2 separate regions of the Homo sapiens genome follow, and region 1 is linked to region 2. Evidence: chromatin contacts called from ENCODE Hi-C or POLR2A ChIA-PET data. All regions are on one chromosome and are shown on one strand. Each heading gives the region's core, a stretch centred on a gene start or an enhancer-like site at or near the end of the contact. The rest is flanking DNA. Distances are from core to core; before and after follow the strand shown.

Region 1 (5,328 bases), core at 1,069-3,568, 290 kb before region 2:
CTATTTCATAGGCTTATTAGAGTGAAGTGAGTTAAAATATGAAAAGTGCTTAGAATAGTGCATGGGGTAGGTGCTCAATAAATATTATCTATTGTTGTTGTTGTTTCTAATAGTGGATTGGCAACTGCACTTCAGTATTATTTCACAGTACTTATGTTTTTTCCATAAACTAATTTAGGGAGAAGTTGTTGATGTATAAACTAATAGTTTAAGAATATTCTCGAGTTGATTCTAGAATAAATCACAATGCAATTTAGCAAAAACCGTTATAAACTTTGTACTTCCTTTTATAAATTAATGTTTTAAGACAGGTCTAAATTGCCATTTAAAAACAAAAGTCAAACTTACTAAACCTATCCTGCACCTTACTGCCTCATTATGTTGGAGGAATTGAACCAAAGAAACCTGCAATTCATATTGTCATATCCTGAGAAGGAAGCAGCATATTCATTAAAGTATATGAAATTAAGGGATTTTTTTCCTCCACTGCAGAGCAGAGTATCCGAACAATTTAGTCAAAAAAAAAGAGGTATGGTAAAAAGCGAACAACGCTGTAGGGTCATGGCTCCATGTGGACAGCAATAGAACGTGAGCCCTAGGAAGGTCTTTCATGAAGTCACTCAAATGTTTTCTCATCTCTACCTCCTCATTGGCTTATTCTTCTCCCTTTCACTGTGGTACTGTGAGGATCAGATGGAAAACTGGACATTGAAAGCCCTGTGGATGGAATGCCTATAGCAGATACTCTGGACTGTGCATTATCATCTTCACTGAGATTCCTGGAAAACTGGCCAGAAAGTTTGTGGAAATCAAACCATATAATCACATATATAGTGGGGAAACAGAAAAATATGGCAACTCTGTTTCCCCAAGGGGAAGTGATCAATCCCTTTTCTTTGGTAGTGGGAGAGACGGGGTAGAAAGTGCATTCTGTGCTCATACAGGACATTTTGTAAAATCAACGATGAGATGTCACTCAAAGTGGGATTTCTACATTTGTGATAGGCCTTTCCTGCTGTTGATATGGCCCCTCCACCGGTTGTATAAATACCTGAATAGTTAGGGTGGCAAAGGGAAGAATAATATTAAATAAGCTAAGGACTTGTGAATGCTACCAGGAGGATACCACTTTTTCCCTTCAGACAACTATTTCTAAATTAACAGTCTCCAAATCGTAAGTTAAAAACAATTTTTTTGGCAGGGTGTGGTGGCTCATGCCTGTAATTTCACAGCATTGGGAGACCAAGGCAGGAGGGTCACTTGAGGCCAGGAGTTTGAGACCCAGCCTGGGCAACATAGCAAGACCCTCTCTACAAAAAATTTAAAAATTAGCCAGGTGTGGTGGCACATGCCTGTAGTCCTAGCTTCTTGGGGCGGCCAACGTGGGAGGATAGCTTGAGGCCAGGAGTTCCAGACTAGCTTGGGCAAAATAAGGAGAACTCATCTCTACAAAAATAAAAATAAAAAATAAAGCCTGGTGTGGTGGTGCACTCATGGTCCCATCTACTCAGGAGGCTGAGGTGGGAGGATGGCTTGAACCCAGGAGACTGAGGCTGCAGTGAACTATGATCATGCCACTGCACTCCAGCTTGGGTGACAGAGCAAGACCTTGTCTCTTAGAAAAAAAATGCACCCCCAATGTGTTTGTTCATTTATTGATCATTTATTGATATATAACCTACTACTGTGTATCCATAAAGTATATAATTATTTTAAAACTATAAAGATACATTTAAAATTTTTAAATGTTTTAATAATTTAAGGGCAATAAAGATGAAAAGGCAACGTTTTAAAATAACAACAGCTAACAGTGATACAGTGTTAATTGTATGCCAGGCATTGATTTAAGTGTTTTTCACACAGTAACTCATTTACTGTCTTGCTAAGAGCAAAGACTTCCTGCTATCATTAGCTAATATCTCAAGGCAAAATTCATCATTAACAATAGCGAGTATAATTCCATATTTCAACTCTCCCCTTGAGCGTTTCAGAGTATTTTGGCTAGATATGATGATGATGATTGTCAGATATGACTGGATTGTCATTCCTGGGAATATCAAGTGCCAGCTCTGACATGTTCTTATTTGCTCATGTTTTCTATCTGTAGTTTCTTTGCAGAAATTTTTTTAACCTGTTGTCTACTATGTGAGGAATAATTTTAATTTAAAATTTAGTAGTATAATCACCAGTTAGGGGCACAGGTCCCCTGCAATGGGTTGCCATATACCAAAACTAACAGGCATGGAAGAGCACCAGCATCCCATGCACGCGGAGGATTGACTTACGTACCACGCGAGGGCGCCAGTGTCATCCCGAATGAAAACTAGGAAAGCATTTCTAACGTGTCTCTTACACGCCGACCAATTCCCCCTCACATTCATGTGCTTCGTGTGGAGAGCACTCGTCTCAGGGGAAGAGGGATAAAGAGGTTTGCAAAACTCTAGAGCTCTGTGCAGTGAGTAAAGGAAGGCAAAACCGTCGTTTCCTTAAGCTGGAACAAATACCTCAAACCCCACTCCTTGGCTTTGTGTATTTCCTCTCCTACATCTGGGTATTTCTGTTGGTCTCCACAGGAAACGTCTGAGGTTATGTCTAGAACCTCTCCTTCTCAGTTGGCACTCCATAAAGAGGGGATGGGTACCTCACAACCACCCAGATGGCTAACGCTGGCTGTTTTAGTCTATGGATTCCCCGGAGTTCAGGTGCACGTTGATGTAGCTCCTGTTCGAGTAGGGCTAAAATTTAAGCTGGTCATTTTTGACATCTTTGGTTGGCCCTGGGATCAGTATACCTGAAGCTGAATGGACACCACCTGCTTGTTTCTGAAATGACTTCAGCTCCTTGTTTAATAGTTAGATTTCTGTTTGGAACAATCTTGTATTTGTTGAAAGGCCCAAGGAGTCTTTTCCAGTTAGAACTCATTAAGTTCTGGCATACTAGATTTTTTGAAAAATGGGAAAAAGAAAATAAAATTATTAAAAAGCAGTTTCCTTTTGCGAGAAGAGAATGTGATAGTGAGCCTACTGTAGAGAAAGTCTAAAAGAGAAACTGAATTTTCAAGCTCTCAATTTTTCACCTTCTGGAATCTTCCTTCATCAGGCTGCAGATGTATTCCTGAATAGAAGTAGGTAGGCATTTGTGTGTTATAAATTGCATATAAGACTGATTCTTTGTAAATGAAATAATTTAGAGTGCAACTGGAAAACTGCCTCAAAGTTATTGTTTTGTGAGTCAGAAGTGATTTCTGCCAAATTGAATTATATGGTAAGTCAGGAAGGGGCTTGATACTGTTTTTCTTCAAGTGGAGTACACATTTAACTCATGTTTATCTGGAGCAAAAATAAGGTTAAACATTTGTTAGAATGAATATGAGTAATTTTGAAGGTATTATGTCAAGAGCTAGGTTACTCTAATTATGAAGGGTCTGATTTGCATCCTGTGCTGGTGCCCCATCAACATTTTCTGAAGCTTCCGGAAGAGTAATGCAGAGCCATTGCCGAAACATTTGAGCAATCAGACACGTATGCAATTACTAGTAAGCAATAAACAAATTAAAATAACACAAGCAACACTGAAGTGCAAGGCCACACAGTAACAGAAGCCGAGGAGATTAATTACACAAAGTTATGTGACACTGGGGAGAGGGAAAGATCCCTTAACTTGGAGTCTGAAGAACTAGGTTCAAATCCTATCTCTGCCACATACCAGCAGAGTTACTTAAACTATCTGTACCCCAGTTTCACTGTTGGCAAAATGGAGTGACAACAATTTTATTGTGATGTTAGGGGGATTAAACATAGGTGCTTGATAGATTTGTATTAGTTTATTCTCACGCTGCTGAGACATACCAGAGATTGGGTGATTTATAAAGGAAAGAGGTTTAATTGACTCACAGTTCAGCATGGCTGGGGAGGCCTCAGCAAACTTACAATCACGGTGGAAGGGGAAGCAAACACATCCTTCTTCACATGGTGGCGGAAAGGAGAAATGCAGAGCAAAGGGGAGGGAAAGCCCATTATGAAACCATCATATCTTGTGAGAACTCACTATCACAAGAACAGCATGGAGGTGACCACCCCCATGATTCAATGACCTCCGACAGGGTCCCTCCCACGACATGTGGGGATTATAAGAACTACAGTTCAAGATGAGATTTGGGTGGAGACACAGCCACACCATATCAGATGTCCTTTGAACTAAGACTTCCTTTAGGGGAAATAAGAAAGGTGAACAGAAGCAACAGGAGTTGCACAGTAGAGCGAGATGAGTACACCATTTGGCAGAATTGGAAGTCAGGAGCTCAGATGTGCAGCCTGGTCTCCCCACCTGCTCAGTGTCCCTCCAGGCTATTTAATAGTATAAGTAATTACCATTACTTCTAGTGTTTTTGCCACTCCTATGTGCTGAATACAGTGCTATACATTTTATCATTTTTAAAACATACAGTACAATTAACTTTTTCCTTTTGGTATACAGTTGTATGAATTTTAATGCGTGCATAGATACATATCATCACTGCTGCAACAGGGATTCAGAGCAGTTTCATCATGACAGAGAACTCCTTCTTGCTATCCCTTCATAGCCATACCCCTTCCCGTGTGCCCCCCATACCCCATGGTTAGCTGCACATTTAATACATGTTATCCACTCACGTGATGCCATGCACTTTGTTTTTCTAACATTCATCACACTTGTAATTACCTGATCATATTCTAGATTGTTAGTTCAAGAGCTTGAGAACCATGACATTTTCATTTTCTGCTGTATCTCTAGTGCCCAGCATGGAGCCTGGCACATAGGAAAGGAGGCTCCAAGACATGTACCATTACATGAAGTAATCTTACTGTCTGTGCCACCATTTTGCCTTGTCCTTTATCATCTTCTTCAAATAAGGAAATGGAGTTGAGAGAAGTTAAGTAACTTCCCCAAGGTCACATAGTAGTACATTTCAGAGCCCAGATTTGTCTTGATCTAAAGCCTGTGGTCTTTCTATGTTAAGACATATCATGGTAGATAGAATATGTTTGTTTTAACTCATTTGAGAATGCGTAAGTAAATATCCAGCATTTAAAATAACTAAAATTGCCCTTGGACTGTTAAATAATGTAAATGCTTAAACCTTGTTCATTTACCATATAAACACAAAATCTTAGAGTTAATACCAAACTGAGGAGATGTTCCTCCTTTGCCAACAGTATGAGGGGTGGATATGCCCTAGCTCAGAAGAGATTGGATTGAGAGAGAGAGGGAGACAGTGAGTTTCATACTGGTTATGTAGGAACGAGGCTCAGCAAATCAAGTACAGCCAGAGATGGCAATGTCTCTTCG
Region 2 (5,185 bases), core at 681-3,180:
TAATCCCAGCTACTTGGGAGGCTGAGGCAGGAGAATCGCTTGAACCTGGGAGGCAGAGGTTGCAGTGAGCCGAGATCGCGCCACTGCACTCCAACCTGGGCAATGAGAGTGAAATTCCATCTTTAAAAAAAAAGATTAATTTTTTTTTTAAAAAAGAGCCATAATAAACAAAACTAAAATAAAAATAAAATAGATTGATTTTGTTAAATCTGACCCATAAGTACATGTCTTTTTTTTTTTGAGATGGAGTCTCAAAAAAAATAATATCTTTACATATTATATAATATATAATTATATATATATATTATTATACATATAATATCTTATATACTTTGGATATTTTGGTGCCTGCCACCACACCCGGCTAATTTTTTGTATTTTTTAGTAGAGATGGGGTTTCACCAGGTTGGCCAGGTTGGTCTCAAACTCCTGACCTCAGGTGATCGGTCTCCTAAAGTGCTGGGATTACAGGCGTGAGCCACTGCGCCTGGCCAAGTACATGCCTTTTTAATGTTCCTTGTGACAAAACAGGAAGTACACATGAAGCGTTTTTACTGTGTATCAAAGTACCATCATTGTTGGAAGAAAAGCATAGCTGTGAACTGAGCTAGTCTTTTTACCCTGTGGAATAACATTTTCACTGAAAAAGCAAACAGTAAATCATGATTATTTACATTTGTATATACTGTACAAACAGTTTCTCAAAAATAAAGTACGCCTGTCACTTTAGGGTAAACAACTGACAGTGTTTGTTGCCAATAATAAAATTTGAGCTTTCAAACAAAAATCAGAATTTAAAAAAACTTGTATCTACCCTATAACCTAAGACTCTTCTGATATATGGTGGTGATATTAACAAATGTAATATTTGCAGGAAGTGATAACATTTGGAATATCTACACAACTAAAATACATGATGTTACAAAATCATGCATGACTAAAAGATCCATTTGAAATGTAAGACCAATGAAATGAATTTTACTGTAACACAGTATAAAAACGTTTCAGATCCTAGACCTGTAAGAAAGTGTCGGCAGGGTGTGGTGGCTCACGCAGTAATTCCAACACTTTGGGAGGCAGAGGCGGGCAGATCACGAGGTCAGGAGATCGAGACCATCCTGGCTAACGGGGTGAAACCCCGTCTCTACTGAAAATACAAAAAATTAGCCGGGCGTGGTGGCAGGCGCCAGTAGTCCCAGCTACTCAAGAGGCTGAGGCAGGAGAATGGCATGAATCCAGGAGGCGGAGTTTACAGTGAGCCGAGATCACGCCACGGCACTCCAGCCAGGGTGACAGAGCGAGACTCCGTCTCAAGAAGACAAACAAAAAAAGAAAGTGTACCGTTTGGTATAGTATCAAAGAAGAATATCCACCATTATTATCTAAAAAGGCCATTAATATAATTCTGCCTTTCAACTACATGTCTTTATGAAGCCAGATTTTCATCGTTATGTGTCAACCCAAAAAAAATCACAACAGAATGAAGACAAAAGATATGAGAATCCAGCTGTCTCCTATTAAGCCAGACATTCAAGACATTTACATTTGGAAAACGTAAAATAATTTTTTCTTTAAAACATAATTATTTTTCATAAAAATTTATGTTAACATGTAATAGGTTTAGTATCATTTCAGCTTTAATTCTTAATAAAGTAAATAATGATAGAAATAACTCACATGCACAAAAGCTCCTAAATATTTTTTAAGAATATAAAGGGGTCACTGTTTTCATAGGGCATTCAACATGATTTATTTATTTTGGGTCCTGATACCTCTGTCTTGGATCCCCAAGTGTCACTCCCTCCCAGCATTCCCCTCTCACCACCCACCCCCAGTATCACTCAGCTGAGGCGATTTCAGGGACTAGTAGGGACACAAAGGGCTGAATGATTGGAACGGTGGTGTGCTGCTAGAGGTGGCAGACAGCCAGGGCGTCCCCAGTGCCTTTCTGCTCTGGAACATTCTGTGACCCGTCGGGGTGTTTTGAATGGTAGCACCCCCTCTTCCACATGGTTATTTATTAAATGACCACTTCCTGTTGCAAAAAAAGTAATAAAAGAGTATAAAGCAGTCTTGAGACTAAAAAGTATAAGAATTATTCCTCTAGTATGTCTTCTAGGAGATGTACCATTTCCAGGTTTAAATAAAGAAAATACAGAGAAATAAGAGAGAGGCATCACACATCAACCATATATAGCTTGCCCCCCAACTACCAGGCATCTAACTTTTGCCCTTGAAGAAACTGTAGAATGCCTAATTTTTTCTAAGCTAAGATGTCCCAATGTAGCCAATTACAATACTGAGGAATTACTTTCTTATATATATCTGAAAATCTCAACTTTGCCAACTCAGTCCTAGAGTTCCTTATTAGGAACCAATGTTTTACCAGTTGATCATCACCCACAGTTCACAAGTAAAGCAGGAAAACAGGCCTTCCTCTTCCTTTAGGCAGTAACTTTCCATTTTTTTCTGTTGCTGGCTGTGCTGTCATTTGTCCCACGTTGTCCCCCTACACCCCCACCAATTAAAGGGACAAAGGTCAAAATATGGAGAATGTTATAGAAGCAATACAAGAAACTTGGCACTGTCAGCCTTGGAGAAAGAAAAAAAAAGAGAGCGAGAACTAAGAAAACAGCGAAGTAGTAAAGTGTAGTGGGGTTAAAAGTGTGTTATGGAGCCTAAAAAATTAGTTAACACCCCAGTGTTGCAGCTTATAAACTGCATCATCTCAGGCAAACTATATAAGCATCCTGGTCCTCATTTTCTCAGCTATAAAACTCAAATATGAATGTCTGCTTCATAGGGCTGTAGTAAAGTTAAAATGTATTAATGTATGCAAAGCAATGCTATGGTCTAAATGTTTATACACCCCCAAAATTCATGTGTTGAAGCCTATTCCCCAGTGGGATGATATTTGAAGGTGGAGTCTTTCGGAGGAAATTAGGTTATAAGGCTGAAACCCTCATGAATGGGATTGTGCCCTTATAAGAAGATACTTGAGAGGCTTCTTCCTGTCTCTACTCTCCACCATTTAAGAATAAAATGAGAAGACAGACATCTGCAAACCAGGAAGTACACCCTTACCAGACACCAGATATGCTAGTAGCTTGATCTTAGACTTCTGAGGCTCCAGAACTTTGAGATTTAAGCTACACAGTTTCTGGCATATTTTATATAACAGCCCGAACTAAGACAATTACTTTGTACAGTGTCCAGAACAGATGAAATCAATAAAACAATTTCATCCAAAATGGAAATTACTGAGGAATTAAGATATCTGTATCTCTGAAAAGGTTATTAGATAAATTGTTAAATAACAGAATTGATAGACAGAAACCAAGTATCTCAGCTTGGCCCAAGTATCTTTAGTCTGTCATAACAAGATAACCAGAGACTGGGTGGCTTAAATGACAGAAATTTATTTGTTACAATTCTGGAGGCTGGAAATATGAGATAGAGATGTTAGCGTGTTCAGGTTCTGCTGAGGGCCCTGTTCTGAGCTTGCAAATGGATGCTTTCTTCCTTTGTCTTCACATGGTGGAGGGCAAGAAAGTGAGAGAGCAAGCATGCTCTGGTGTCTTTCTATGAGGGAACTAATCCCATCATGAGAGTCCCACCCTCATGCCTTCATCTAAGCCTAATTATCTCCCAAAGGCCACATATCCAAATACTGTCATGTTGGGGACTGGGGCTTCAATATATTAATTTTGGGGGATATAGTTCAACCCATAGCATCAAATTTTATTTTAAAAAAAAGATGATGATGATAAATAAGTTGGGAGGTCCTGGTTAGCAACAGAAACAAAATGTGAATTTTGCATTTGTTACTATGAAGATGTAACTAGGCTGCATTACTGAGGAGAACAGAATACTTGTTTTTCCAGGACTGACTAGTGGATATGAAAAGGAAAAGGGGAACTGTTTTCTCTTCCTATAGTCTTAACTTAATGTAGTTAAGAAACATTCTAAAGAAAGGAGGAGGAGGAACCCTTCTAAGACAGCCCTGCTAATATTTAGGGAACAAGTGAGGAAGTGGTATTTAGTTGGCCTAGTGACAGGAACAAAAACTTTCTAAACATTTGGACCACCATATGACCTGGCCACCTGATTTAATAGCAACTATGGCAACTACATTGGCCCTTAAAGTTCTTCTCCTTTTTAAAAATCCCTCCTATCCTGTTGACTTTCCATGGTGACTGATATTACTATATTGTAATTATTTTCATTTCCACTATTTTGTTTACTTAAAAATATTTTTTTTTAATTTTTATGAGTATATAGTAGGTATGTAACATTTATAGAGTAAATGAAATATTCTGATACAGGCATATAATGCATAATCATCACATCAGGGGAAATGGGCTACACATCACCTCAAGCATTTATCATTTCTTTGTGCTAAAACATTCCAATTATACTTATTTATTTATTTATTTATTTAGAGATGGAGTTTTGCTCTTGTTGCCCAGCCTGGAGTGCAATCGCACAATCTTGGCTCGCCGCAACCTCCGCCTCCTGGGTTCAAGCGATTCTCCTGCCTCAGCCTCCCGAGTAGCTGGGATTACAGGCATACACCACTATGCCAGAATAATTTTGTATTTTTAGTAGAGACAGTGTTTCTCCATGTTGGTCAGGCTGGTCTTGAACTCCCGACCTCATGTGATCTGGCCGCCTTGGCCTCCCAAAGTGCTGGGACTACAAGCGTGAGCCATGGCGCCTGGCCTCTTTTAGTTATTTTTGAATGTACATTATTGTTGACTAATCACCCTGTTGTGCTATCAAATACTAGATCTTATTCATTCTATCTACCCATATTTTTGTACCCATTAACCATCCCTACTTTCCCCCTGCTCCCCATCTCCACCACCCTTCCCAGCTGCTGGTAACCATCATTCTATTCTCTCTCTCCATTCGTTCAATTGTTTTAACTTTTAGCTCTTACAAACGAGTGAGAACATGTGAAGTTTGTCTTTCTGTGCCTGGCTAATTTCACTTAACATAATGTCCTGCAGTTCCATCCATATTGTTGCAAATGACAGGATCTCACTTTTCTTTTTATGGTTGAATAGTACTCCATTGTCTATATGTACTAACTTTTCTCTATCCATTCATCTGTCAATGGATACTTTGGTTGCTACTAAATCTTGGCAATCATGAATAGTGCTGCAATAAACATGGGAGTGCA

Evidence for each region. Hi-C counts contacts between places; a loop is a spot of excess contacts on that map. ChIA-PET counts read pairs that join two places held with the same protein, here RNA polymerase II (POLR2A). Pooled maps may share reads with other maps.
Region 1: a loop to region 2 is called in a map with no recorded cell type, with 3 times the contacts of the local background. The contact joins two enhancer-like sites. A Hi-C loop is called at or near these places in 1 of 168 maps with a recorded cell type or tissue (Calu3), 4 of 37 single-sample maps with no recorded cell type and 7 of 50 pooled maps. POLR2A ChIA-PET finds 5 or more read pairs at or near these places in 1 of 52 experiments (H1).

What each region holds. Positions count from the first base shown.
Region 1 is chr12:62,810,386-62,815,713 of GRCh38, reverse strand. The region is part of intron 2 of PPM1H (protein phosphatase, Mg2+/Mn2+ dependent 1H); the gene reads left to right. Among named protein-coding and RNA genes, the nearest start is that of PPM1H, 120 kb to the left of the region's middle. Within about 2 kb of position 2,318, at least 2 of the 41 ENCODE cell types and tissues checked have a DNase peak (open chromatin) inside an H3K27ac peak, as active enhancers do.
Region 2 is chr12:62,515,961-62,521,145 of GRCh38, reverse strand. All of the region lies in intron 8 of MON2 (MON2 regulator of endosome-to-Golgi trafficking), which reads right to left. Among named protein-coding and RNA genes, the nearest start is that of MON2-AS1, 34 kb to the right of the region's middle. Within about 2 kb of position 1,930, at least 2 of the 41 ENCODE cell types and tissues checked have a DNase peak (open chromatin) inside an H3K27ac peak, as active enhancers do.